Linked DNA regions of Mus musculus: regions 2, 3, 4, 5, 6 and 7 are each linked to region 1. Evidence: chromatin loops called from intact Hi-C (ENCODE). Cell type or tissue: heart. All regions are shown on one strand.

Region 1 (4,000 bases):
TCATCCAGTCTACAGCCTCTTAATGTTCTCCCAGCTGGGACCTCTCTGCTCTCTGTGGCCGGGGCCTCAGGACCTCCTGGAAGAGTGGGACAGACCCAGGTTTGGGGAGCAGGGCTGCTAGGAAGCCTTCTACCTGTATTCTGGAAGAACTTAGGAAGAAGGGTCACTGTAGTTGTTTAAGACCATAGAGGTTGGGGGCAGGCCAAATGGGGCTGGCCTGGAGCCTCTACCTTTCTTCATCATACCATAGTATCTGCTGATGCTGAACAGAATCCATGCCTTCAGCCCAGAGCTGTCCAGTGACAGCCTCTTGGGGGGTGGGGTGGGGCTCTTGGTGAGTCCCCAGGAGGAGTTGGGGTTGTTAATGCAGTGGAATCCAGGACATAGGAGATGCCTGGGTTGACTGACTCCCAGTCATAGCAGGAAACTGTAAAATCCTCCTCACAGGACAGGGGAGGAGACAGATTCCAGCTGCCCCCGCATGCCAGAGCACCAACCGCTCTGTTCCTTACAAGCCTGCCAGGTGAGAATGCGATTGACACGGGGTGGGTAGAAGCGGGTGCAACTGGGGCTCCTGTCACCTGGCTGCCTGAATTTATCCTAAGGCTCCCCCTCTCTCCCCTTCCCTCTCCCACCCTCCTGCTCTCCAGGTCCCAGCTCTGCTTCCCTGACCCCATCTGCAGTCGCAAGCAAGCCCCAGCCCTGGAGGGGCTGCACCCTGCAACCTTCCCACAGCTGTCTCCTTTGGATCTTTTTGCGGTCTGGGCTTGCTGTTCTCTCGACAGTAGTCAGGAAGCCCTTACCCCAAAAAGTATCTACGGGAGGCTTGGTCTACAGGGGAGACCCCCAAGGGCTCCAGGTGAGTCACACCAAACTCAAGACTACCATGTGGATCCAGGGCGTCTTTGCCATACCTTAGTATTGCTGGGTGACCATGGATCAAGCCCTAAGCCTTAAGTTGGCAATCTTCCTAATGCTGTGACCCTTTAATACAGTTCCTGATCTTGTGGTGATCCCAGCCATAATATTGTTTTGATGCTACTTTGTAATTGTAATTTTCTACCAATATGAATTATAATGTAAATATCTGATATCAGGATATATATGACCCCCAAGTGAGTCGTGGCCCACAGATTGAGAACCACTGTCCTAAGACATTCTGTGCCCCAGTGACCTCATACCTTTCCTGATAGACAATGTTTAGTAGGAGTGGCTTTAGTCAAAGCCAGCGAAGGCCACTTGGGTAGATGTTGCTGGCTATCATGGGCACACCTCTCAGGGCTGTCACTCAATATGCCTAGCCCTCCTTCCTGGCATTGGGTAGACATGAGATCCAAGACAGGCCTGGCTATTGGAATCCTGGGCAGAGGGACCTGTGACTGGGAACACCACAGTTGATCCCAGCAGCCGAGTGAAGATGGTAAGCCTCTGCGGCAGGATGAGGTGTCTGCCTGCCGTCCCTTAGCCTGAGTCAGTCACCATGACCCCCTTTCTCCTGTGAGTCACTACTAGTCCTTCAAATAAAATCCTTGACTGCTCAAGTTAACTGAACGGATATCATTACTAACCTCTGATTCACCGCCATCTAGAGGGAGGAGGGGGGATTGCACACGCTAGAGAAAGGGGGCCGACTTGGGGGAAATCTGCGGTCAGTCATCCTTAGAGGAGGCGTTGAGGAGAGTCCATACACAAGGCGTGAGGTAAAATCCAGGGGAACTTTCTGAAGCTCCGTGTTGCAATAAAGAGCAGAGGACTGACATAGGAACATTTAAAGACCCCGCGTCCTCAGTTTCCAAAGGTGGTAAGGACAGGTGATGACAATTGCCGGTGGTGGCTCCTGCCAGTGTAAGGGAGTTGGGTACAACTCTGCAGCTGTGGTGAGGCACGTCAGGTATGGCCACATGGGCATCCATCTCATTCACCTGTGCCCCCACCCTACTTCTGTGCTTCCTGGTTCTATGCCGTTCCTTATCTGGATCTCTCTGCTCTTTTTACGCCCAGGTGCGGGATGGGTGGGCAACCCTGGACAAAGAATGGGGTGTCAATCTCATTGCTAACAAAGTCACAGATCTTGAGAAACAAAAGCCCCCAGAAGGTTACCTCCCTGTGCAGAACCACAGGAGGCAATTCTAAGGGGATATGTACGCTGGTGTGTGAGTCTCGCCGAGTTCAAGGGTGGCAAGGGAGCCTACGTGGGGCTGCTGGAGTGTGCTGTGGCAGTTCAGGAAGGAGAGCTGAGTTCACAGGTCAGAAGGGAGAACTGCAGGTGTGGGGGGTGAACGCCACCACCTGGAGACAGGAAGACATCGGCGGAGAAGGCACGACATGGACAGGCCACATTACAAGGCTGACTCATGACCACAGGAGCTCAGGGTCCCGATGCTCTCTGACTTCTCAATTCTGGCCCCAACAAAGCAGGTTTGCTAGGCCACGGTCCCCAGCATGCGGGTTGGAACGGGATGCGTAGCTCAAGGGCGGCATCGTGCGGTCATCTTGGGGAACTTCACCCTACATCCTCTATTGAGTGAGGGTATTGCTGTCTGACTCTGGAGGACAGCAGTCTTTCCTTGCCGGTTAGGGATTTCTGTGCCAAGCAGTCCCTCCCCAAGAGCCGCAGAGCCTGGGGCGAGGTAGAGGTAGGTGGGAAAGGATGCTTATATGGGGCGCCCTTCACTGAGGTTGTTTACAGTTTGCTCATCACCCGGAATAAGTCACCTCTCAAAATGGGTTTTCTAGGAACACAGCCTGGACATTTGACTGCCCCTTGCTCCTCAGTCGAGTACCTGAAGTCTCAGTTTGGCTCCCTCGGGGAACTGCTCCCATTAGAGGGTATCTTTTGGAAAAGACTTCAGCTCCTAACGTTCATAGGAAGAACCCGGACTTCCAAGACAGTCAGATCCGTCTTCTAGGACTAGCTGTGTGCTTTCTGGAAAGTTCTTAACCCTCTCTGTTCTTCACTTTGTTCATCCTCAGAACAGGGATAATAACAACTTCCACAGAGGGCCGTGGGTCCCGACTCTGGGCCCAGTGAATGTCAGCTTTGGGGTGGGATCCACGTGACCACCTGTGTATAGCTTTCTTGTGTTGTGTGTGTGTGTGTGTGTGTGTGTGTGTGTGTGTGTGCGGTGTTGGTAACCAGGCAGGAAGGAGGTTGATGCAAAGCCCCTTTATTGGCATGGCCCATACGTCCAGAGAAAGGATTGAGAGCTTAGCAGCAGCGAGGAAGCCTAAGGGTTTCCCGGAGTCCGGCTGGTGCAGAGACATCAAAGGTGGCTGGAGTTATCACTTCCCATGAGCCCGACAACTGGCGACTCTGTAAACCAACATGATATCAGCTACTTTGTTCAGCCACCCCACCTGTGAACATCTTCTGCCTGCAAAGCTTCTCTGTTGTTCCCCAAGGTCACCTGCTCCCAACGGGACCTGGGGGCGTGACAGAGAACACCAAAGAACTTCCTGAATGAAGCTGGCAGTCACACACAGGGGACTGGACAGGGCCTATTGGTGCTTTCACATTTATACCCTAAGTCCTGGGGCAGCTGCTGACCCCAGTCACACAGCATCTCTGTTCTGGACTCTTTTCTGTCCTCTCCACTCTCTTCTTCGTTCCTTTCCTCTTTTTTCCCCCAGAGTCTGTACCTTGTCCAGCCAGGAATTATCTCAGATCTGACCCTGCCCTTGAAGAGGTCCTGGGGTCCAGGACACACCCATCCTGAAGGCTGTGCCCTTTAGAGGTGTGGTCAGGGCATTCAGGACAGGAACAGAGCTTGTGGACCAGTGTTCCAGGACATGGATCCTTTGCTGAAAGACTAAGAAGTCCCCTTTTAAGCTCTTTTAATATCAAGGCTGCAGGATCATTGATACAACCCAGGGCTCAGTCTTTTGGGGCAGAGACTCTCAAAGTAGGGGCCTCTTTGATACCTATCGCTCAGCGTCACACTGGAGGGTTTTTTGTTTTTTCTGTTTTTGTTTGTCGTGTCTTCAGAGAGCCTGTAGTTCA
Region 2 (4,000 bases), 710 kb before region 1:
CTTAATAGTTAAGAGATAGGCTGAAATAAGTGATATCAATGACTCCAAGTAGGAGGTAATATAATCTTCTGAGTCTATAAACTCCAGTGTATTTGTCAGGGTTCTCTAAAGAAACAAAACTTATAGAATGAAAATACACGTGCACACATGCACACACACACACAGAGAGAGAGAGAGAGAGAGAGAGAGAGAGGTGGGGGAAAGAGAGAGAGAGAGAGACTAACAATGCCTACCTGCTAATAGAGAGTTCAAGAATCAAGTTGTTGTTAGCCTAGATGTCTCAGCTGCTCTTCAGTATATACCAGAATCCCAAGGAAAGAGGCTCTAATTCCGGTGAAGGAATGGACTTGCTAGGGAGTCCTTGATTTAGTGGAGCATAACTTCAGCCCTCATGTGGTATTTCCCTTGTATAAATGCGTATGTCCCAATCCCCTTTTTGTATCGAGACACCAGTCATAGTGTGTTAGGAACATACATTATGACCCCACCTTGAGTCTATAATAATTCTGCGATGACCGTATTTCTAAGTAAAGTCACATTCTGAGGACTAGAGGTTAAAACTTGAAAATATAAAATTTGAAGAAGGAAACACAATTGGATCAATACACAATGCATTCCTTTTTGCTATAAGCAATAATGCTTATTGCCTGTGAAGTCATGGCTTTGAGAACGGACATAAAACAGTAGTCTCAAATAGTAGCAGAGCAATGACCTCTGCTTTCAGTCTCTAGTCCCTCCACTTTCCTGAAGTGAAGAACAAAGTCGATTGCCATTTTTATGAGACCTAATATCATACCACTTGAAATTTACTACTTGAGAACCAACTAGCAAAGTTACCAACCAACCAACCAACCTGCATTTTCAAAAATATTGTAAAAGCATTTTTTTTAAAAATCTGGACATCCTTATTTTCAATAGTTACATGATGTATTTCAAAATAGCTAGAAGAGTTAAAAATTCCCATCACATGAAAAGATGAATGAGTAGAGTTAGAAATATGTAGTGCCCCAACTGGATTCATACACACGGTATATAACAACTATACATGCATTGAGTTACTATAATGTGTCCCATAAAATTTAAAACTGTAAAGTATACTGTTACTTTTAACACATAAGTAATGCTCCATAGTTAACAAAATCAGTATGTAAGTGTACCATACTCATGCCGAGTACCTACAGAGGCCGGATTAGGACACTGGATCCCTTAGAAATGGGTTCTGGAAATCAGATCCGGGTCCTTTTTCAGGAGCAATAAATACTCATAACCTCTGAGCCATCTTCTTCTTCTTTTTTTCTTTTTTCTTTTTTTTTTTTTTTTTTTTTTTTTTTTTTTTTTTTTTTTTGACCGGGTTTCTCTGTATAGCCCTGTCTGTCCTGGAACTCAATTTGTAGACCAGGCTGGCCTCCAACTCAGAAATCCACCTGCCTCTGCCTCCCAAGTGCTGGGATTAAAGGCATGCGCCACCATGCCCAGCCTGCTGAGCCATCTTTCCAGTCCCTGTTCTTTTATTTTTGAGCATGTAAGCACTGCTACTGTGCACCTCCGCCATCTTCCTCTGCATTGAGACAGGAAAGTACTCAAAGGATTGTAACCTCCTTGATAAGCCCAATGCTTTGTCTTATCTCTCTGACAAATACACCATGATGCTATAACTTTTAAAAGGAGATGGCTGACATCTTGTCCTATCTCGAGACAATAGAGGGCATGCTTCTGACTCTGGCCCTCCTTGCACCTAACCAAGAACCCTTACTGAGGCAGAAAGAGGCAACAGTGATATTTCCCATCTGCTGAAGCAGCTTGCTTGCTGACCCAGGCTGACAGTGGCAGTGGTCATTTGTGGAGGAAAGGTGGATCCAGGGCCCCAAGATAGAGAAAGCTGAAGAGCCTGACAAGGGATGTCATAGACAAAGGAAAATGACACTTCCTGTATCAATAGTCTACACTGACTAAACATTGTTCCACCAATGTCTTAGTTAAGTTTCAGGACAGAAACCACAGAACATTAAACCCCAGACACAAGGGCCCTGTAGAGAAAGGAGTAATATTCTCATCCATGTAGATATTTACAGTGATCCTTCAACCACAGGGCATTAAAAATGACAATCAAAACATCCTGCAAAAAGCATTAGGTATTAGATGAGAAAAATCCACATTTGTCCTGAATTTCAGGCTTATTAATTGAATGATGTTATCATTAGATTGTTTAAAATCATGCTAGAATCAATAAGATGGTCTCTTATTATGATATCTATCACAAGGGTTAAATAAGCAGGAGCAGTCTGGCTTACCTACCATGCTCCAGTCACCTCACTTTTTAATACAAGGCTATAGCAGGTTCCCTCTTCCCTCTCACAGATAGGTGGAGCCATATGACCAAGTTCTTTCCCAAGAATGTAAGAGGTCACCTCTGCCACTGCCAAGCCAGGTCCAGAAAAAAATCTCCTGCAGCCCTTTCTCTGCATATTGACTGATTACAGATATTTAAGAGAAGCAGAGAGAGAAAACCCAGAAACATAGGAGCCACAGTGTACAAATTGAAGTCAGGGAATTTATGATTTATATTAGAAAGGCTCATAAAACTTCATTTTGACCAGACTCTGTTTAAAATTCATTTTCTATCATTATCAAAATACATGACCCAAGGCAATATATGAATAAAACCCAACTTTTTCACTAATAAAAACCATCAATATTGTCATGTCTTATTATATCTATTACAGATATATATCTCAAACTACACTGTATTCTCATGATGATTTGATATTATAATACATATTAGACCTTTTAAGAGATATTAGCAATAGCTAGTTCTTAATGAGTTAATAGAGATAGTCCTTAATGAGCTATAGAGAATACATATCCCCATAACATAAAGTAGTTCTTTTAATACTTTAATAAGACATTTTCAGATTTTCATTATATAATCTCAGATATATTTCTATGCATTTGTAAACATTATTTAAAGAAGAAAGTTTGGCACTTGGGGAGAACACCTAAAGTAACCACTAACAGACACAGAAAACTTCAGAAACACTGAGGGTTGTGCTCAGAAAAAAAGTCTATACTATCATAGAAAGACAAATCTGCAGAGACAGAGCTTGGAAAGAGAGACGGGAGACTCCTACAAAGGGCCGCCAACCTCCTTCTGGAGCAGTGCATTCATTGTGTATCTCAGATGTAAGCGGTTCCACGAAAACCTAGATTTTTCAAAAAGTCTAATCCATACACCTAAAAAGGAAAAGTTTTACTGCATAAAAATAATGTGACTTTTTAAAAACACTACTGTAGGAGAGCAAAGATTGCAGAGCGACAACAATAAAGTAGTTGGCATAACGATGACAAGATGGAGACTCGGTCACCGGCCTGTATAGTGGCTCAGGGATATTATGTATGACAGAGATGTGACTGCTACTGTGCCACCATGGGGCACTTGCAGCCTCAGTCCTTCTTATTCAATCCCCATGAGATTGCAGAAGGGAGCAGTGTGAAGGAGATATAACGAAGGGACCTAAGACAGTCCCCACACTTCATTCAGTCGGGGTGCAAACCATTTCTTTTGTGTTGTTGTTTTGTTTTGTTTTGTTTTGTTTTGTTTTGTTTTGTTTTGTTTTGTTTTAGACAGGGTTTCTCTGTGTAGCCTTGGCTGTCCTGGAACTCACTCTGTAGACCAGGCTGGCCTCATACTCAGCAATCCCCCTGCCTCTGCCTTCCAAGTGCTGGGATCAAAGGCGTGTGCCACCAACAAACCATTTCTTTAGTTCATTTCATCACCACTATCAAATCCAAAGCTGCCATTACCACAATAACCATCACCGCCATCAACAATAACTGTCAGCAATTCCATAGCTACCATCCCCCAAATCACCACCTCCATTACCATTGTGACACTGCCCCACTGCCACCATTACCACCTTCACTACCAATATTCTGTAGTAACCCGGCTACTGCCACCAGCAAGCCCCACTGCTACTATGATCAACTACAACCCCATGGCCAC
Region 3 (4,000 bases), 74 kb before region 1:
GGTAGCCCAGGCTGGCATGGGAACTCAGGTTCCTTGTACTTCAGTCTCTTGAATGTGGAATTACAGGTGCGAACTGCCATGCCTGACTTCCTGAGAAGGACCAACTAGCATGTAGAGAACGGGGTAAGCACTCTTCCACGTGGATGGGGTTGCATCTGTGTAACACTTGGCCTCTTCCACACCCGTCTGTTCACTTTCCCTGTGAGAATGTCCGCTTCCCCTGAGGTTGGATTGGCAGGTCATTCCTTTCTCACACCAATGCGTCCTTCAGCGCAGGCTAGGCTAGCAGGAAAGGTTTGTCTGACTTCTCCATCACCTCTCACTCCGTGCTGACTTTTCAATTTGTTCTGAGCCTGGGCAGAAAATAGGAGTGCTATTTATTGGATTCTTTCCATCTCCTTTTGGAGGTGTCTGGGATTCCATTGTCTGCTGAACCAAACTTAATAAGTAAGAGAATCTTCCGACTAGCTCCTCTCGGGTGCTTTTAAAAAGAAGGCATTGGCACACGCCTTTAAGCCTGGAGACAGGCTGATGTTCGGGGCCAGCCTGATCTAGTATATTCAACGCTTTATAGAGAGACCCTGTCTCCAACCACCACCACCACAACAATAGCCAAAAAAGAAGAGGAGGGAGGGTGGGGAGGGGAGGGAGAGGAAGGGGCAGAGGCAGTGGGAGCAGCAGAGCCTTTGTTGAGAATCAGACATGCTAAGTGTTTATCACGAATGTGTTCACACAGTCACTTATTCATGAACCTGGTGAATGGAAGATCCGAGGATTCCCATCTGCTCGTATGAGAACTTCATTATTGGCGATGTTCCCTTGTGCAGGTCCATTTGGGTGCACTGATGGGTGTCCTGTGAGCAGATAGGACTCTCCCGTGAATTCAGTCTATTTAATCATCCCTTCCTGTGGAGCCACACCCACCCCCTTCCCTTCTGAACTCTTGCCACTTCTGTGTCTCTGTCAGCCAGACAGTTGTTGCTCTTCCCACTGTGGCTCCCAAGAACAAGAGGCCCTACCCCTGCTGTCCCGATAGATGTGCGGAGTGGTTCCAAGGCTTGGAACCCTGGTCATAAACCCAGAAAGGCTCCCGGGGACAGAGAGAGGCCTGTGGGTAAGATGGCTTGTGTTCAAGGAGGAATTTCAAGGCCTGTAGTCAAGTCCTGGCAAACCCGTCTGTCCATGCAAGATTTACTCCCGTGTCTCCCTATGCTGCTTCAAGATATGTTCTATTAGCATGGAACCCTCCTGGGTCTGGCTGCTGAGCCAATTCTCAGTTAGAATGACACATTTTCAGAGTTATGGTCGTTGAGAGGGACCCACAATGCGGCTAGCAGCACCTCTGATAAGCCACAGACAGCTGAGGGAGAGGACATGTCACCTCAGCGTCAACATGAGCAAGCAGATGGTTGGCTTCAGGGGTCTCAGCCCCAGAGCAAACCGTGAATGCAAACAGATCCTGGGGACAGGTGAGAGGATCCATTTCCACCTCTGCACTGAAATCTAAGCTCCAGATGAGCCTGCAAAGAGTGGTGTGAGCGTGAGGGAGAGGGCACTTGGGGACTAGGCATGAAAGAAGATGTGGGGTAAAGCTTTTAGGACACGGAAAGGGAAAGGGCGTTGGAAAAGTCTTGGCAGGAGCCCCCAAAGAGTTTTGGGCCCCACAGGGAGCCTCCAGGTCCCTGAAGATGGTGCATTCACCCGCAGCGCTCATGGTAACCACAAGGGGGCGCGCGAGCGCAGTATCTGTGCTTGGGACACCAGGGGACCAGACATAGGGGGCTTCCATTCCAGTTGGACCCCAGCAAACCCTAGCCTCTGGGGGAGTGGATTTTTACCTCTGAAGTAGGGCAATTAATTTGGCAACTTCTCGTCGACTGAACGAATGACCTATGCTCCTACTTGTATGAAGAAAATGGAGATATACCTGTCCCAGCCCATGGTATAACACACCCCAACCGTTACATGTATTAAAGGAAGCCTGCAGAAGAGGCACTCTAGAAGGGTTTTAGATGTCCAACAAGGAAGAAGGAACTTAGGGGTCATGGCGGTTGTGAGGACAGGGATCAACCCCGCGGGCCCTGAATAAGCAAGCTCCAAGGATTTTTCTACCCTGTAGATTTTTTTTTTTTGTTTTTGAGTGTTTCTGGTTAAGTAGTACACAGGTATCCCTAGGAGTTATGATCGTAGAGCCTCTTCTCCAGGAGGGATCCTTAATCCACCCTCCCTGTATGGAGTTGAGTTAGCGCCGCTGCCGCTCTCTGATGATGGCAGCACAGCTCTTCTTCAGACTCAGGTTCAAATCCCTGTAAACCAGCAGGGTGATTTGGGCTAAATCACGTAACCCTTCAAGTCTCCTTTTCTTTCCAGTTACCTTGAAAAATGAAACAAAAGCACCTTCCCTAAGGAACTGTGAGCATTAAACAAGCCTCTCTGTGGAGGTAGCAGGCTCTGGACCAGGACCTGGACCCTGCTTCATCACCAATGCATCTTTAAGGAGCATGGCCGTTTGACCCATCTAGAGCCAATCCCAGCGCCCAGTGCCTGGGCTCAGCACATGCTCACTGGGCAGTTGTTCTCAGGCTGACTGCCTGCCTGTGACAAAGCCTTTCTAGCTTCTGCCACTCCCATCCCCAACAGGGAATCTGTTGACATCCCTGGAATGACCTCTTCCTACAATCCATCGAGTTCACCACATGGCCTGCTATCCGGCAGCTCTCTGTCACCATAGGTCCCACACCTTCTTCCTGTTCTCTGCTTCCAGATGGTGCCAGCAAGTGACCCACAGCTGGAAAAGGTGTTCTGTTGACACCAGGACCCGCTGCTGACACCCTCGGCAAGAGCAGTAAATGCTCTTAACCATTTCTGAGCCATCTCTCCAGCTTCCACATTTCTATTATATGGGATTGGGACTTACTTCTTCTAATTGTTTGTATATGCTCAGCCCAGGGAGTGGCATTATTAGAAGGTGTGGCCCTGTTGGAGTAGGTGTGGCCTTGTTGGAGTAGGTGTTTCCCTGTGGGTGTGGGCTTTAAAACCCTCATCCTAGCTGCCTGGAAGTCAGTCTTCTGTTATCAGTCTTCAGATGAAGATGTAGAACTCTCAGCTCCTCCTGCACCATGCCTGCCTAGATGCCACCATGTTGTTCCCACCTTGATGATAATGGACTGAACCACTGAACCTGTAAGCCAGCCCCCATTAAATGTTGTCCTTATGAGAGTTGCCTTGGTCATGGTGTGTCTGTTCACAGCAGTATAAAACCCTAACTAAGACACTTCTCAAGTGGTGATGGCAGCAGCTATTGTCAGACTCCTGTTTGGATAGGAGATGGGCATAGCCCTGTGATGGGTCTTCATTGCCTCTTAGAGAGCGGCACATGATTTAGGCCCAAACTTGACTCATCAATAAACATCACGCAGAAATCTGTTCTTGCACGTACCCACTCTGTATACTTTCAACTGCTTAGCAAATATCAGTCGACTTACCAGTCAACTGTTCCCGACATACTTGAAATGCTACGGCTGTGGAGATTCCTGGCATGTTTGCCTTCATCTTCACCCTGTGTGTTGTACGGCTATATCACTTCCAGGATCTGTTTAAATGACTTTCCTCCCCTGCAATCTTTGTCTCCCTGCCTTGCATCATCACTCCTGCCTGCCATGTGGATGTGTTTATTGAACACACTTCCCCAGTATGATACACTCGTCACAAGGGCAGGGGTGGACTGGTGGTCCCCAGGGTGCCAACCGATGATAAAGCAAAAGGTAGCCAAGACAAAGGTAAAAACACTCAGCAGAGAAACCAGGCAATCTTCCCACTGAGAGTTCCAAATCGAGGGGAGAACTCTCATGCTAGGAGAAATCAGCAGATCCTCACAGATGTCATTCAACCTGTATGAAACAAGAGGGCTGGAGAGATGCCCAGCAGTTAAGAGCACTGGTTACTGTTTTAGAGGACGCTGGATTCAACTTCTTATACCCACATGTTGGCTCACAACTGT
Region 4 (4,000 bases), 440 kb before region 1:
CTTGCTGGGTCTGAGATGTTGCTGTATTGCAGATGCTGCCAATGGTTTCCTTTGGCCCCAGCCACCACCTTCAGTTTGCTGAGTGCAGAGGATACAGTAACAAAACCAAATGGAGTAGAACCTTGGCACATATAGCGCAGGCTGTGGTTGGTATCAACATTTCTTTTGATGTTAGTATATTTGACCTTTTGTTGAGTTGATCTTCAGAAATCCTGTCTTCTTGTTTCTTATTTTTATTTATGTATATAACAAAGGGATTTGTGATCAGAGGAAAAAATAATTTGTAAGTTGGTTTCAAATAATGTTTCCAGGACTGGTTTGTAAGATCAGATGTGAGTTTTTCAAATTGGAACCTTTCCTAATAGGCTCTTGGGAAATGTCTTAGCTAAATTGCAACAGTGACTGGTGAAGTCGATCGAGGTAAATTGCTCCCATTGCTGAGGGCTCAGAAACCAGGCTGTGGAAGCTAAAATTCCTGGGAAATCGGGCTGAACTCTTGCACATGGTTTCCCCTTTGGATGGAGAAGAAGGCTGGTGCCACTGTTGATGGATGAGAGGAGATCAAAACCTGTTTTTTTTGCAATGAATTGGCAGCATGCTCTTTGAGAAACTAAAGAGAAATTTATGAGAAGACTATTAGGATCAGCTGGGTGATTATTTTAATATCATCTACCAATTATGTCTAAGAACACACCCTGATGCCATTGGACTCTAGTGGTTTGTCTCTGAAAAGTAACACCCGGTGCACTTGAATTTCTACTTGACATTCTACTATTGATCGTCATGTTCTTTTTTTTTTTTTTTTTTTTTTTTTTTGTATTTTAAAAAGTCAGTCTGATGCTTGTGACTGGTTAGAACAGAGATTATCAAGTAAGTATTTATTTTGGGTATTCTGTTGACATTAGACATGTCTTGTGTCTTTGAGAAAGTCCCTTAAGCTTTGTGCCACATGGCAATAATAATACATCACAAAATTGTGTGGCAACATTAGGCCCTTTATAATTGGTAAAACTCAATACTAACATCTGTCTATTCATTTTTTTCAGTTTCTGGCAAGTGTAGACAGTACTGAATTAAGGAGCAAGCTTTAAATCCTTCAATTAAAGCTTTTGTGGCTGAGGCCTAGGGAGTGCTCCTGGTAGCTCTCTGTGACATGTGAAAATTCTTCCTTGGTAGAAGTTTTAGAAGCTGAAGTCTTTCATTTATCAAGAAGGATAAAGGATGCAGTGACTTCCTGAGCTGATGAGTATTGTGGGCCTGTTACATGTGTGGGCAGAATTATATAATTAATAGGTTTACAGCTCCTTTGGACTATTATAAGAGTGTATTTAAATCAGTCTTCTTTCCTTCTTTCTTCATCTGTAAACATTGGGATAGTTAATTATTTACCATTCATATTTTAATTTCCCTTGGATAAGCTTGATTCATATGGACAGAGAACCACAATTTGTGTTTAATGCCTGGTGTGGTCTGAATGTTTCCCCCAAAATTTATGTACTGACAGTTTAATCCCCCATGTACTTAAGAGGGGAGATTTTAGGTCACCAGAGTGGGGTGGATTGATACCCATAAATAATAAAAGGTGTTTGTTTCCCTGTTAGCCAGTTCTGTGCTCTCCTGCCACATGTGGGCAACAGAGTTCCTCCATTGTGGAGGATGTACCAACAAGGCACCACCTTGGCAGCAAAGGGTAGGCCTTCTCTAGATATCAAGCCCGCTGCAACATTGCTTGAAGGTAGACATGCAGCTTCCAAGGCTTTATAAATTATCCAGTCCTATGTGTTCTATCACAGAGCATTCCATCAGACTCAGGTGTAGCCAGAAAGTTAGGGTTTATGACAGACAGGTTGCTTGTGGTCTCTATGAATTCTCCCTTAGATATTATATTATTTAGTCCTGTTTTTGCTATCTCCCAGAATTGTTCTTGCCATGAATTTGGTGCAACTCAATATTTTCCTGTTTCCCCCTACCGTTCTGTCCCTGTCTAATTCAGGCTTAGTTCCTCCAGGCTCTGGTGCCTGTGTTCTGTGGTTTGTAAAGTGCTGTGTACTTTGATAGCCTCTATAAATAACAAAACAGAGCTCATGGCAACAACACTATTGCACAGTCATGTTTAGATAGAGTGTATGTTAGACTATGAGGGGAGAGAGATGTCTTTCTACAGTTTCTGCAATGCAAAACTGTCCTGGTCACATACTCATCTACACCGCTTCTGATTTTGCTCGATTATTATCTCTAGAATGTCTTATGCATAACGAAGGCTTGTTGCTGCTGCTCTCTTCTCTCATTTCCCTCCTCCTTTAACATAGTAGAAAGGCTCCTTCACAGTATGCTGAGGTTCTAGCCAGATGCTAGCATGCTGGGCGCCCAGCTTCCTGTCTTGGCTGTCTTTTTTTTTTTTTTTCTTTCAGTGGCTCACCACAGCTGCCTTCACATAGTTGGAAGATGTGAAGCTCAGAACTTGAAGCTATTTCTATTGGTCCTGTCAATAGAGTTTGATAAAATGCAAATGCCTGTAAAATGGTAGACTTCCAATTAAAAGGCTCCAGCAGGGAGTCTGTTTTGATAATGAAAGTGATTAAGAAGGCTCTATTTTTTTCCATTGGTATGAATGCTCAACTAAAATAGCTTGACTTTCTGTCTGTAATTGGACTCTGTTAATGAGGTTCTAATAACTCTTAGGGTCTAATAATGATTCTAGCATCATCTTCAGCGATCAATGCTAGGGACATGAAGAACATAATTTCTTGATGACAATGTCATATAAAGTCTTTAATGCCATCCGTTTCCATTTTTTTCTCTATCTAACAGGAATGAATGCTTATTTTCTTTAACTCTGAGATCTAGGTGAATCTTTGGTCTGTATAAAGCTAAGCATACTGTGGCTTAATGTCTGTTTGGAAAAACCTGCACCTTGTCATAAGCCTAGGAGCACCAATTTGGGCGTGTAAGTATTAGATGCAGAGTAACACACAGAATTAGTGCAGCTGAGGCACCATCTGAAATTCAATTTGAAGAGTGTTTAGTATGTACAGCCCCAGGGAACAGCTGCAAGCTAGTAGAAGCCTTTCTGGTGAAAGTAAGCTGGAGAAATGAATATGCTTCCTTCTCAACCCACATAATCCATAATCCACATAGAAGACTGTTAGGGATGGGTGCCATGGTTAGCTCACAGCACCTCATTAATAGACTGTCACCTTCCATCTTTCCTTATTAGAGTCAGTGTTTGTGGTCTCTGACTTCAATCAGTCTTCTGTCTTATCACTAGTTTTTTCTTGTTCACTGTTTATTCTTAAAGAACCATCTACGTTTCTTTATAAGAAACCAGCCTGCCTGTCTAGTAAGAAAGGATTACTAAGTGATGGCTATGCTGTGGATTTGCTTGGTGACAGAATGGTTATCAAGCCTGCTTTGTTATGTAGGTTCACCATCCTTTGTCATACAGCCTTATTGTAGCCATGTAAGTGGGAGCATTGAGGACGGTTTTCTGTGCTTGGCTTGGGTTTATGTGAGCCATTTTTTTTTCCTGGTTTCAAATGTATGTTGATGTTCATATTCTTTGTACCTCATTACAGAGGGGATATTGTAGCTTTTTGTTTGTTTGTTTGTTTTTTGTTTTTTGAGACAGGGTTTCTCTGCGTAGCCCTGGCTGTCCTGGAACTCACTTTGTAGACCAGGCTGGCCTCGAACTCAGAAATTCACCTGCCTCTGCCTCCCAAGTGCTGGAATGAAAGGTGTGCGCCACCACGCCCGGCTGATATTGTGGCTTTTAAAATAGATTTTGTGTGTTTGTGTGTGTGTGTGTGTGTGTGTGTGTGTGTGTGTGTGTGTATCAGGGCTACATTTACATGAGTGCCAGTGCCAGTTGAAATCAGGCCTGAGCTCGTCCTGGAGCTGGAGTTCTGGGAGGAGGAGAGCTCTCAGGAGTGCGTGCTGGGAACTGAATGCCTGTCCTTCACAGCAGTAGCTGTGCTCTTTAACTCCTTAGGCTTTTCATTCC
Region 5 (4,000 bases), 180 kb before region 1:
CATCTGATGCCCTCTTCTGGTGTGTCTGGAGAAAGTGACAGTGTACTCACATAAAATAAATAAATCTTTAAAAAAAAAAAAAAGGAAGAAGAAGTCAAAGTGGGCTGGGACGATAGCTTTGTAGTAGATCTCCAACATGGCATCTCCAGTGCCTTAGATTCTGTCCCCAGGATTGAAGGTGGCAGGGTTGAGGCACTCCATAGAGCCTAGCAAGAGCCATTTTCTAAAACTTCATCTGAAATAAGACAAGGTAGCTGATAACCATTACAGAGCGCTGGGCTTATGATATAGCTCAAGCCTATCAAAAGCACTGCATTAACTAGCCATGATAGAGCACACCTATAACCCCAGAATTCAGTTCACAGTCATCCTACATAGCAACTTTGAAGCCAGCCTGGGATATATGAGACTCTGTCTAGAGAAAAAGAAAGGGAGGGAGGGAAATTACATGGAGCTGGACAGATTACAAAGGCTTCTTTCTCTACTGAGACTTTCTCTACTGAGACTAGTTTCACCAGGGCTGGTGGTGCCTTTGGGCTGGAGTGAAAAGCCAGGCCTCCTGCTTGCTAGCTGGCTCTTCCTTTCTTGAGAAAGTAAGTTTGGGGTACCATTCTTGCCACAGTCACACATAAGGGCCAGCAATCAAAGATGTCCAGTAGAACACCTATGAATACCCCTTCCCTCTTTGCAGATACACTGGCCCATCCAGGCCCAATGGTTTGCTTTCTTTAATAACCTGTATATAGAATAACTTTAGTAACATTTTCTGGTTGTTGATAGGTACTTAAGGCTGTAAACACAGCACTGAGCTAAGAAACCATTAGATTCACTAGTTTATATGTGGATTTAAGAAGTTTTGTTATGGTTACAGAAGTAATGAGTGTCTTAATTTCTTGTGGGTTTTTTTTTTTTTTTTTTTTTTTTTTTTTTTTTTTTTTTTTTGGTTTTTTGAGATAGGGTTTCTCTGTGTAGCCCTGGCTGTCCTGGAACTCACTTTGTAGACCAGGCTGGCCTCGAACTCAGAAATCCGCCTGCCTCTGACTCCTGGGTGTTGGGATTAAAGGCCTGCGCCACCACGCCCAGCAGAGTGACTTCATTTCTTTGGCTGCCATAAAAACATTTCCACATAATAGTCAGTGACTTCAGCCACCAAATTCTCTTGGAGATTTAGGAGCTCAAAGCTCTTAGTCTAGTAAGGCTTTGCTCCTTGAAGAATCTTGAGTGGCCTTGACTTCTGGAGGCAGCCCTTGTCTTGTCAATGTGTCCCCTTAGGCTCTGCCTCCATGGTCACACTGTCTCATTTTCTTCTTTCCTGTCTGTAAGTTAGAGGGACACTTCTGGTTGAATTTAGGGCCCACCAGGATAATCCGTGCAAACTAGGTTATGAATCAGGGTTCCACACCTAAAATTAATTGCTTCACAGATGCGCATGTGATGTATCTGTTGAAGCTACTCATGTACCCTAACTACAGTCTACAAGATTACACGCAGTGTGTACATGTACATGCCGTCAAGTGTTAGAGCACAGTGGTGGCCATGAGGAATCTCTGGAATCAGACAAACTTGAACCTGAATCTCAGATAGGCTTTGTACTGTGTATGTGTAAATCCTTAAGCTTCAGATCCTTCCTGTGTAAAGTAGTCAACTTCTTTTATCTTATTGGAGTACAAGGAAGTTTTGGAATTCATGACCGTCTCAGCAAACACTAATAATAGTATGTATTGTTTTTGTTTGTTTTATACAGATTGATTGATTGATTGATTGATTGATTTTGAAGCAGGGTTTCTCTGTGTAGCTCTAGCTGTCCTGGAACTCACTCTAGATCCACATGCTCCTGCCTCTGGAATGCTGGGATTAAAGTCATGTGCCACCTCTGTCTGATACATTTATTGTTTTTAGTATGGAAGCTACTATAGAAAAAAAAAGTTTTGTCTAGTCAATTTTTGATTGAATTCTTTCTGTTATCTTTTTATTATTTAGAATCACTTACTCTTGGCATTGCTCCTAATTTAGAACTTCTAATTCTTCATCCATAAAGTGGTTTTTCTATTTCTAACAGTTAATGTAATTCTGAGACATGATCTCACTCTATAACCCTGGATGCCCTAGAACTCACTGCGTAGATAAGGCTGGTCTCGAACATGAAAAGATCTACCTGGCAGGTGCCACCACACCCAGCAGTTAATATTAGTGTACTAGTTTGTCAACATCTCACATGACCCCAGAACATATTTAGAACTGCTAAGGTAATCTCTGTTAGATTAGTAAAAACCTGTACTGTTTGTAATCTATTCTCCACAGCAACTAAAGTGATCGTGTTGACTTTACGTCAGATTATGTTATTGATTTACTTAAAATGTTCCATTTTCCTCATAAATTGAATAGCAACGGAAATGCCTACCACAGCTCCTCAGCCTTTATCCCTTTCCTTCAACCTCAGTCCTGACATTTATCAAACCCCTCCATACTCCTAGCGTGACAGTTACACTGGTCATCATATTCTGGAATATTCTTAAATTGATTCTCTCCCTTGGGATTTTGCTCTATCTTCAACATAGCTTGCTCTTTCCCACATCCTTGGTCTAGCTTCTTGAGCAGTCTTAATTACATTCCCCAGCTTTAGCTTTGCTTGCTTTGTACCATTTCCAAAGATGACTATGTCTGGGAATTTGTTTATGTGTTCATCGCATTCCCCCATGGAAGCACAACATTGGCCCTTCCTTCTTTCCTTCCTTCCTTCCTTCCTTCCTTCCTTCCTTCCTTCCTTCCCAGCTCTTCTCCTCAGTAGTAAAACTGTTCTTAGGCCTGAGGAGAAGAGCTTGGACCCCTTGTTCCATGGACACCATTAGCCCTAACTCTGCTCCATTATCATCTCTGAAAAGGTAGTTTACAATTTGTTGGTTTTGTTTTTTAATACAAGAAGAATAAAGCGGATCCTGGTGATCTCAAGATCTCCAGTTCTCACTTTGGACTTTCCTAACTCCTGCTGAGAGACTCCTGAGAGGCAGTTTTATGGAGGCAACGTAAAGGCGTGCAGGTTTCTGACAGTTGTGGATGCGCAGAGTGAGTTGCAATATGGACACAGGCGTACAGACATACCTGCACTCACATCTGCACTCACATCTGCATGTGCCTGTCAGTTTCGGTTTTGCTAAAGTGCATTTTCTGCTAAGGGAGTGCGGACTGTTGAGCCTGAAATAGAGAACACCAGGACAGTGAGATCAAATGCTTTGAAAGTGGCTGTGCCAACGCTTTTTGCTAATTAAAGAATGTTAGGACAATCACCACTAGCAGCAGTAAAGGGCGCCCCATTACCTCTCTCTATGGTGAGTTGGGTAAATTTAAAGGCAGCTATAAATACCCCACTGAGCTCCTGAGCTTAAGCGCAGTTGGGGCTGGGTGAAGAGGAGGCCTAGCTTCTGTCTCCTTCTGTCCCTTCTCTAATAGCTGTCAGTCCCTAAATTTTTCATGACAACAGAACAAACAGTTCCATCAACAAACTCTTAATTTAACTTAAAACATCCTAGAGGAGGTACCAGACAAGTGAGAATCAAGTCTGACTGGGAGCCTGGGTCCCCTGGGTCCTTCTGTGTTGCCTTTGACTTTTTTTTCCCCTTTTGCCTGAAGATGTTCCAACCTGTTCCTGTACCATAGATGTTTTTAAGGAAAACAAAGTCACTAGGCTTAAGGCCACTATCCCAGGAATATTCTAGGCACCCTTACTAGAATTCAGAATTGTACTGTCTACGTTCACTCTTTACAGTTTTGGGCTAATTTTAAGAGGTATGATCAAATTTGGAACTTCCATGTTTTTGTCTCTTGAGCATGGTCTGCTCTTGAGTGGTTTCTTGCAGCTCTTCCACAACCTCCAAGCCGTTCTTACCCGTCAGTTTATAGAGCAGTGCCTTGCTTCTACTACCTTCTCTCTGCCAACCTCCTTGATTTGTTTGCTGTTTTTGTAGATAGATCATCATTTCTGGCCATCAAGCTGCTTTATATA
Region 6 (4,000 bases), 68 kb before region 1:
AACTTTTCTCTGAGTCTCATGAACCTCTCATGCAAATGAGTGTAACTCAAGGCTGACACAGTGAGAACCCTGATTTACAGCCCGTTGGTGAAAGAAAATACGTTTTAAAACAAAACAAAACCACAACCCTAGGCTTGAGCCTCACATCTGAAGCTGAGTGGCTGAGACTGAGGCTGTGACATGAGGCTGTGCCATGCTAGGGAGATATTGTCAGAGCCAGCAGGGTTCCGAGGACATCCCAGCATCTGTTTACTGAAGGGTTATTTGTTCAGGATCTGGCTCCACCTCCCATGTTGGAAGTGAGTGTATAGAAGGAGACAAGGAGTTTCCATCAGTTTTTCTTCCTGTATCTTCAGAATAATAGCTCAAGCAAACAAATTGACAGGGGACCCAGGGGATCCATTTATAAGTCTGAGCAGAGCAGGGAATATGTGTTCCTTTGATTAACATCTCGCAATTTTATTTTATTCAGTGTTTGTGCCACCAAAGCTAGATATACATCTACCAGGATGGGGCAAACCAAAGAGAGGCTAACTAACAGTGATGATATTTTGAAAGCTGGGAGGCAGACGGGAAGCTGTTAGCTTGGCAGATCCAAGAACGCTATATCCAAATTGACAGTGGCTGAGTGGGAAGCCCTCCGCCCCACAGCATCCTCGGAGGGTCAGAGAACGGGCAGGACTAGCTGCTTCTGTAGTTGGAAGTGAAGAGTGAGGCTAGTTGGACTGCTAGGCTGAAGACCGATTAGGAAGCAGTGATACCTCCCTGAGACAGCCCACCACTGAACAAGCCACATCCCATCCCACCCTGGCAAACATCTGGACTGAGACAAGCAGCTGGGAGGGTGTGAAGATTATAGCCACGCAAAAGAGACTTAAGCTAACACATACTCAGATGCTAAAACTGTTCAGTTTTCATCTCTCTAAGTTCCCAAGAAGAAAGATCAGCTATTAGCGTAGGCGTGATGGGGCGTGCCAGTGATCCTAGTACTTGTAAGGTGGATGCAAAAGATGAGGAGTTCAAAGTCATCTTTGGCTGTACAGTGAGTTTGAGGCTAGCCTGGGCTATATGAGACCCTGTCTCAAACATACAAACGAAAGGAAAAAAAAAAAAGATCAGCTACTTACATTGGGGTATACCAAACAGCCCATTCACCCACACACTTACACCTTCCTACCCCCAAGCCCCCTCCCCTCTCCGCCCACCTCACACAGCTCAGGGCTATTAAGCACCTTCACAGCTTCCAATCTGAGCCATAAACAGACAACCAAAGATCCTGAACATCCGAAGACAGCCTCTCACACACACAAAAGGTAGAGACCAAAACGGTGTATAAAACGTATGTGTGCACACGTGCCTACACACTTTGATAAATAATTTTAAAATAAAGCTTTAAGTTGAACTATTATATACAACCTATTGGCAGAAGCAAGCGATACATCCATGAATTGAGTCACAACCTTTCTGGGGGAGGGGCTGACTTACTCTAGGCAAGCGCTCTACCACTGAGCTACAGTGGAGCTGAGTATCCACAAGCAGAGAGCAGGGTGCACTTCCGTTTCTCACCGACAGGAGGCGGAGATCCAATGCAAGCGCACCCGCTGGCGTTTGGTGCCTTGGGAAAGGCATCCGCAAAGCACCAAGGAACCCCTGAGGTGTGAGAGCAGTCCTGCTTCTAAGTAGCTGCACTTTGAGAAGACACTGGCTCTGTGAAGCTGCTAAGACTCGGCCTCTGATTCAGCGACTCCTGGAAGTAAAATTAGAAGCTCTGGACTTGGGAGAAGCTGAGAAAAATGACAGACTAGCATTTCCCATCCATCTCTGCCCTACCCCTCACTCTACACATTCTCAGGGCCCATGCATGCCAATCCTTAAAAATGCATATTTCAGTATGCTTATTTGTGGATGGATGCATATGTGTGTGGGTGTGCACAGGCCACAGAACATATGTGGAAGCCAAGGGACAACTTTTGGCAGTCATTTCTCTCTCTCTACGACGGGGGTCCTCAGGTCATCACACTTGACAGCATGCACATTTTCCCTTTCAGCCATCCACCACCCTGTACTTTTAAGTTTTAAAGAAGTTGTTTTGTGGATAGGGCCGAGGTTTTGGAGAACTGGGACTCTCCACCGTGAAATCTCATGTAGCCCATCCCATGGCCCAGAGCTGAGTTCAAGGACTACGGAGGGCTGGCCTTCTGCACTGCCTGACAGAACGGTCAGAAACCCAGAGTCAGCACAGCCATCCCCGAGGAAAAACAACACGCTGCGCCTCAGATCCTGTCAGAGGCATAATAAACATCAAAGCAGATGGAGAAAATCTTCTAATTAGCCTCATAAACACAGACTGATAAAAAAGATATTAGTAATAAGCAGCAAAACCATGAAAACAGAGAGACCCAAGTGGCAAGGCAGCACTGGGTGTGAAAATGTCCTGGTTGGAAATAAAATATTAGATATGAAAAATGTAGCTTTTAAAATAAACAAAACAGAATCGCAGCATAGGTCAATGGTAGGCCATTTGCCTAGCATGGATTGGGTATTGATTTTGAATCCCGGTACCACAAAAATGAGAATAATTAGAAACTAAGGAATATATTAAAGGGTCAGATGAGGAAATTCTCAAAAAAAGAAAGGAAGAAACAAAAGACTGTGGGGACCCTAAGGAAGAAGAAAGATGTGAAACCTAGCTCACACAGGAAAGGAAATCGGAGTCCACTTTGAGAGATGTTAAAGAACTTGTGGGTGGTCTTTCTTCTCCATAGAGAGTAGAATTTTCTTTTCTTTTTTGATACAGGGCATCTTCGTAGCTCTGTCTAGTCTTAGAACTCCCCATGTAGACAAGGCTAGTCTCCACTCACAGAAATCTTCCTGCCTCTGCCTCCCAAGTGCTGGGATTAAAGGTGTGTGTCACACTGTATCTAGCCCTAGAATTTCTTTAATGTATCTTGCCTGGAGTAAACAGAGACTGATATCTAGCCTCAATTTTAGAAAACTCTTAGCTGTTAGCTCTTTGGTTTTTTTGCTCTTTTCTCCTCTAGAACTGTTATTAAACATAAATCAAATTATCTCTTACCTAGTTTCTATGTGCTCATTTGTACTGAAATATTGCTATTATCTTCCAATTCACTGATTCTCTCTAATTCTTGTGTGTGTGTGTGTGTGTGTGTGTGAATATTTTCTCTGTGTGTATGTGCACTTGGGCACAGGTATCCTCAGAGGCCAGAGGTGGCAAATCCCCCTGGAGTTGGGCTTTATAGCCTTTTGTGAGCCAAGTATCATGGATGCTCAGAGCCAAATTCAGGTCCTTTGCAAGAGCAGTAAGCACTCTTAACCACTGCAGCATCTTTCCAGTCCCTCCAAGTTTCATTTTGCAAAGTTCCTCCTGCTGCATTTGTGCGTGTGGACATTTATCCCCAGGGCAAGTGCATCCAGCTGGTGTGGTTACGACTTCGGTGTCAGGCTCTCGGTCCCTCGGAGACTTCATTCACTTACCGCAATCGCAGCTGTGCAAGAACAACCGTGTTTCCCGCAGGTTAGACATGAACATGACAAGACTTGTCGGTGTAGCTTAGCTGCTACTTCCAGAAATGGAAGGGCCAAGAATTCTCAATGTAGGAAGTACCTTCTCAAAAGAGAACTTAAAACAAAGTATCTGAGAAATGTTAACAAAGAAACCCAATGTACACAGCTGCTGATTCCCAATCAGAAAACAGAGCAGAAAAATATTCATGGGGCAATGAACGTTAAGGCACTTGGGACTAAAGCTAACAAAATACCCAAAGCTTTTATAGAGCAAAATCAGAAGACGCTGAAGAACATAGATCTGAAGAAACGGAGCGTTTCGCATATTCATGGGTGGTATTCCTGGGTTGGAAGTTACTGTTATAAAAATGTCAGCTCGTTTCAACTCAAACTATAAATTTAAGACAATACAAATGAAAATGCTGCAAAATCTTTGCAGAACTTCACTGGGTTATTCTAATATTAATGTTGGAAG
Region 7 (4,000 bases), 600 kb before region 1:
CCCTACACAGCTGTCACTGTATCACCTCAAGCAGCACAGCTGGTAAGATGCCAACACCCAAGGCCTAGATAGAGCTATCTGGCTTGAACCCAGAAATACTCAGGAACTCTTCATCCTGTTAGAAGGACACCACACAAAGCCACACTTCACGGGACTCACTGATGCAATTTTTTCACTTGGCATCAAATATCACTATGCATGTTGGGAATGTGGAACCAGACCAAAGTCCCAGTACTCACACTAACAACTCACGCTATCTCACCAGGCATCCCTTGACTAAAACAAGACCCTGCCTTAAGTGGGGAGAGGGGTGCCCTTAATCCTAGCACTTGGTATGGAAAAGCAGGCAAATCCCTGTGAGTTCAAGGGCAGACTGGGTTACATGGTAAGACCCTGCCTCATGAAAACACACACAGAGAAACAAACACACACACACACACACACACACACACACATAGGGATGCATTACAGTTATCTAATGACCAGAAGAGAAAAATAATAATTTCCTATGTAAGCTAAAATGACTATTTGAAGGATATGAGAATAATTACCTTCCTCATTTCTTGCTGCAATTGGGCCTGGAAATGGCTTTTAAGACGGGCAGCCTCTTGCTGAAGCTCCTGCAGCCGGGGGTCTGGTCGGTTCTTCTCATCTCGAATGGTTTGCAGCTCACCTTTCAGCTCCTCTACCTCTCGGGTCAGCTGCTTGGTCTGCAGTTCAAACCCTTCGACCTGATCAGCGGCATATGCCCGCCCTGCCAAGGCTTCTCTGGTCTCTTCTAAGCGAAGTTCCAGGTCCTGGCGCTGGGTCCTCTCCTCCTGCAAGAGCTTCTGAAGCTCGCGCAGCATCAAGGCATGGTCACTCTGCTCCTGGGCACGATCGTGCTGCTGTGTAATGAGGCGGGCTTTGGTTTCTGCTATCTGCTCTTGCAGCACCTTCAAGTCTCCCTCCAGGCGACCCCGCTCTTCCTCTGCCTTTTTATTGGCATCCTCTAAGTCCTGCTTCATCTTCTTCTTATCCGCCAGGTAAGACGCCTCCATACGGGACTTTTCCTGAGTGACTGTCGCCAAGGAGCTAGTCAAAGTGGCCAACTGAGTCTTCAGCTGATGCACTCTTTTGTCCATCTCACTACCGGCAGATGGCCCATCCCCACTGCTACTACTAACGCCACTCTCTGACCCACTGGCCTCTTCAGACTTTGGGGGAAGTGGTCCACGGGCCGCTCTGTCATCTTCAACCCCAAATTCACCCTTGACACTTGTAAGACTGGCTGCGGTATCCAAGCTAGTGGCAGTTCCGGTGCTGTCCTCACTGTGAGTGGAGCACCGGTCATCCACAGAATCAGGAAACGTGAGACCTGGAGGCTGCACACCTGAGAGGCCTACATCCGCCTCGTGGGATACCGACAGTACCTTGATGCTGGCCTCCAGGGCTTCTTTCTCCTTCAGCAGGCTTTTATAGGCACGCACCACATCCTTGAGTCTTGCCTGGTACTGGAGAAGCTGCTTTTTCTGTGTCTCGATGGTCTCCAAGAGATCCTTCTTACTTGGGCCGCCCCCGAAATTCATCCCAAACTTCTCCATGGGGGTTCTGGCGTGGACCGCTCCACGTCAACGTTCTTGCAGCCCTGGGCAGAGCCACAGGGACAGCTAAAAGTGAAGCAGAGAGAACCGTCTGGCTGCAGGCAATACACCCGGTCCGTCCAGCGGTCCGGGCGGGATGAGGGGCCGCGGTGGCCAGGCAAAAGCACTGCAGGAGCCAGGCCGAAGGTGGGAGCCAGTTCCAACCTGGAGGCGGAGTGACGCTGACCTAGCAGGAGCAGTCAGCCTAGGCTCTCCAGTACAGGCCCTGAGCCTGTCCCGCCCTAGCCGCTCCTGTGGCCACCGCAACCTAGACCCGCCTCCCTCCGCCCACGATAAGCCCAGGGTTTACACTAAGCCGGGTTCCATCACGATTTCCCAACAACTGGAACAGCACCGCTTCCGGGTCTCCTGGAAGTGACGGCAGCAAAACGCCACAGACCCCGCCCCGCCGTGGGCGTGAGATGGGTGGGGCTTCCGCACCGTGTCTGCTGGTGGCCTGGAGAGGGAGTAACCCGTAGGTAAGTCTAGAGCAAGCACCTGAGCAGTGGTTTGGAGATGCCTAACTTTGCCCTCAAGCTACCACCAGTGAGCGACAGGGGGCGACGTCGCACTGCATTTGCCCCAAAAACATAGATGAAAGACGCATCAAACTATTTGGGGCAATGTCCAACATTTGGGGCAACAGTTAGGACTCATACTAGGAAAACGAGGCCGGTACCTGGTTAACGTAAAGCATAATAGCTCCCTCCCTTAGTTCTGATTAGTAAAAGGGGCATTATATAGCCATAAGGCCCATCTTGCATACCAGCATATGCTGGGGTCAGGGCTGTGTCACAAGAGTTACACTTACGGGAACATAGAGTAAAATGTACAGAGGGGTAACATGTCCAATGTCACTCAGCTAGGAAGTTTAGGAGTCCTATCTCAGTCTGCCTCTCAACATACTACATGCTATGCCAGATAGCACTACTGAAGAAGCATGGCCTTGTCCCAAGAAACTCCTAACAGCAAGGACACAGAGATTCAAACAGGTAGCTCCTGCCTTCACACTAGTGTGTCGGGGCATTGCAGAAGTGGTATAAAGGAGATGAGGCACCTGCCAGGACAGAGACTCTTAGGGGAAATGATTTGAAGTTTGAGAGATGAGTAGACTGCCAAGCTCAATGCAGATGTGGGAAACCAGCATGGAGGAAAGTGGAAAGGTGTATAGGGACGTCAGGCATCAGTGAGCCTAACTTGCCCAGGAAGCTTATGGTGTGGGAGAAGGGTGGCTACTGATGAGGCTGGAACAAAGGACCCAACTTAAAGGCATTTAGATTTTACCTTAGGTGACAAGACATGAAAAGATTTTCATCTCAAGAGCACACCATCAAGTCTCCTTTTTCTTTTCCATCAAGACTCTTGTGGGGACTGTAAGACGACTCAGCAGTAAAGGCACTTTCCACCCAGGCCCAATGATCTGACCTGAGTTCTATCACCAGGGCCCACACGGTGGAAAGAGAGAACATATTCCCACAGGTTGTCCTCTGAGAGCTACACCTCCACACATGAACACGAAATAAAAGTGGGGAGGGAGCCAGGCGTGGTGGCGCACGCCTTTAATCCCAGCACTTGGGAGGCAGAGGCAGGTGGATTTCTGAGTTCGAGGCGAGCCGGGTCTACAAAGTGAATTCCAGGACAACCAGGGCTATACAGAGAAACCCTGTCTCGAAAAAAAAAAAAAAAAAAGGGTGGGGAGGAGCTAGAAACAAAATAAGATTCCTGTGACATTATGAAGATACCAAGCCTGTGAGAGGGGTGCGGGGAGGGAAAGAGATGAAATAAGAGTGACAACGGGTTTTAAGAAAATATTTCTGTAATAAAAATCTACTCAAGATGCCAAGGCAGCCGTCACATCTCCGTGAGTTCGAGACTAGGCTGGTCTACATAGCAAGTTCCAGACCACCCAAGGCTACATAGTGGACATAGTGTTTCAAAACAAAAGACAATGAGCTACTTTGAGAATCTTTTAAATGTACTTTTCGACTCTATCAAAGTCTTCTCAGGAATGCAAGTTTACCACTTAAGAGTAAAGCAAAGTCCTGCGGTCACCGGAGACCCAGAACAAGTCCCCTTCCAAGCCCTGGTCCCCAGGCAGGCTGCCAGGCCTCCCTAGACTTCAGTTCTTCCGCAAACGCGCCTGGGGGGCGGGGCCGGGGCGGACCCGGAGGGGCGGGGCCACGTGACGTCGGGCGGACCCGGACGCGCGGAGGTGGCGGCGGCGGCGGCGGCGGCGCCTCCTCCTTCTGCTGTTGCGCCCCATCCCCCCGCGGCCGGCCGGTTCCAGCCCTCGCCCCGCGTCCCCTGCCCGCGCCCCCGCCCCGGGCCCCGCCATGGGCCTCACGGTGTCCGCGCTCTTTTCGCGGATCTTCGGGAAG

Evidence for each region. A loop is a pair of places that touch in the nucleus more often than their neighbours do. Peaks named below come from ENCODE experiments on the same cell type or tissue, not always from the same donor. Only the 100,000 strongest peaks of a DNase experiment are listed, where the experiment ranks them.
Region 2: a loop joins it to region 1, with 4 times the contacts of the local background. A loop is called at or near these places in 3 of 42 quality-filtered maps.
Region 3: it touches region 1 in a loop (5-fold over the local background); 36 of 42 quality-filtered maps call a loop at or near these places.
Region 4: a loop joins it to region 1, with 3 times the contacts of the local background. A loop is called at or near these places in 2 of 42 quality-filtered maps.
Region 5: it touches region 1 in a loop (6-fold over the local background); 11 of 42 quality-filtered maps call a loop at or near these places.
Region 6: it touches region 1 in a loop (5-fold over the local background); 36 of 42 quality-filtered maps call a loop at or near these places.
Region 7: it touches region 1 in a loop (2.2-fold over the local background); 10 of 42 quality-filtered maps call a loop at or near these places.

What each region holds. Positions count from the first base shown.
Region 1 is chr6:29,021,874-29,025,873 of GRCm38, forward strand. It overlaps Mir129-1 (microRNA 129-1), which reads left to right and starts at 746; the gene lies at 746-818. In heart, CTCF peaks have their summits at 1,591 (motif pointing left) and 2,494; a DNase peak (open chromatin) is centred at 2,478; H3K4me3 peaks cover 314 bases; H3K27ac peaks cover 239 bases; H3K27me3 peaks cover 3,310 bases.
Region 2 is chr6:28,307,523-28,311,522 of GRCm38, forward strand. It overlaps a transcript of Zfp800 not described here. Among named protein-coding and RNA genes, the nearest start is that of Zfp800, 48 kb to the left of the region's middle. In heart, a CTCF peak has its summit at 2,352; no DNase peak of the experiment used is centred here.
Region 3 is chr6:28,947,706-28,951,705 of GRCm38, forward strand. No RefSeq gene overlaps it. Among named protein-coding and RNA genes, the nearest start is that of Gm40357, 15 kb to the right of the region's middle. In heart, a CTCF peak has its summit at 1,721 (motif pointing right); a DNase peak (open chromatin) is centred at 1,726; H3K27me3 peaks cover 1,214 bases.
Region 4 is chr6:28,586,610-28,590,609 of GRCm38, forward strand. The region is part of intron 10 of Snd1 (staphylococcal nuclease and tudor domain containing 1); the gene reads left to right. Among named protein-coding and RNA genes, the nearest start is that of Snd1, 110 kb to the left of the region's middle. In heart, a CTCF peak has its summit at 1,624; no DNase peak of the experiment used is centred here.
Region 5 is chr6:28,837,446-28,841,445 of GRCm38, forward strand. The region is part of intron 16 of Snd1 (staphylococcal nuclease and tudor domain containing 1); the gene reads left to right. Among named protein-coding and RNA genes, the nearest start is that of Lrrc4, 7.7 kb to the left of the region's middle. In heart, no CTCF peak of the experiment used is centred here; no DNase peak of the experiment used is centred here.
Region 6 is chr6:28,954,201-28,958,200 of GRCm38, forward strand. Gm38779 (a long non-coding RNA gene) reads right to left here. Exons shown (of 3, transcript XR_868827.1): 3 at 3,188-3,506. Among named protein-coding and RNA genes, the nearest start is that of Gm40357, 8.7 kb to the right of the region's middle. In heart, a CTCF peak has its summit at 1,561; no DNase peak of the experiment used is centred here; H3K27me3 peaks cover 591 bases.
Region 7 is chr6:28,419,734-28,423,733 of GRCm38, forward strand. Gcc1 (golgi coiled coil 1) reads right to left here and starts at 1,991. Exons shown (of 2, transcript NM_028900.4): 1 at 552-1,991. The coding sequence starts at 1,583. It overlaps Arf5 (ADP-ribosylation factor 5), which reads left to right and starts at 3,871. Exons shown (of 6, transcript NM_007480.2): 1 at 3,871-4,000. The coding sequence starts at 3,956. In heart, a CTCF peak has its summit at 2,155; DNase peaks (open chromatin) are centred at 828, 1,308, 1,998 and 3,778; H3K4me3 peaks cover 2,661 bases; H3K27ac peaks cover 2,140 bases.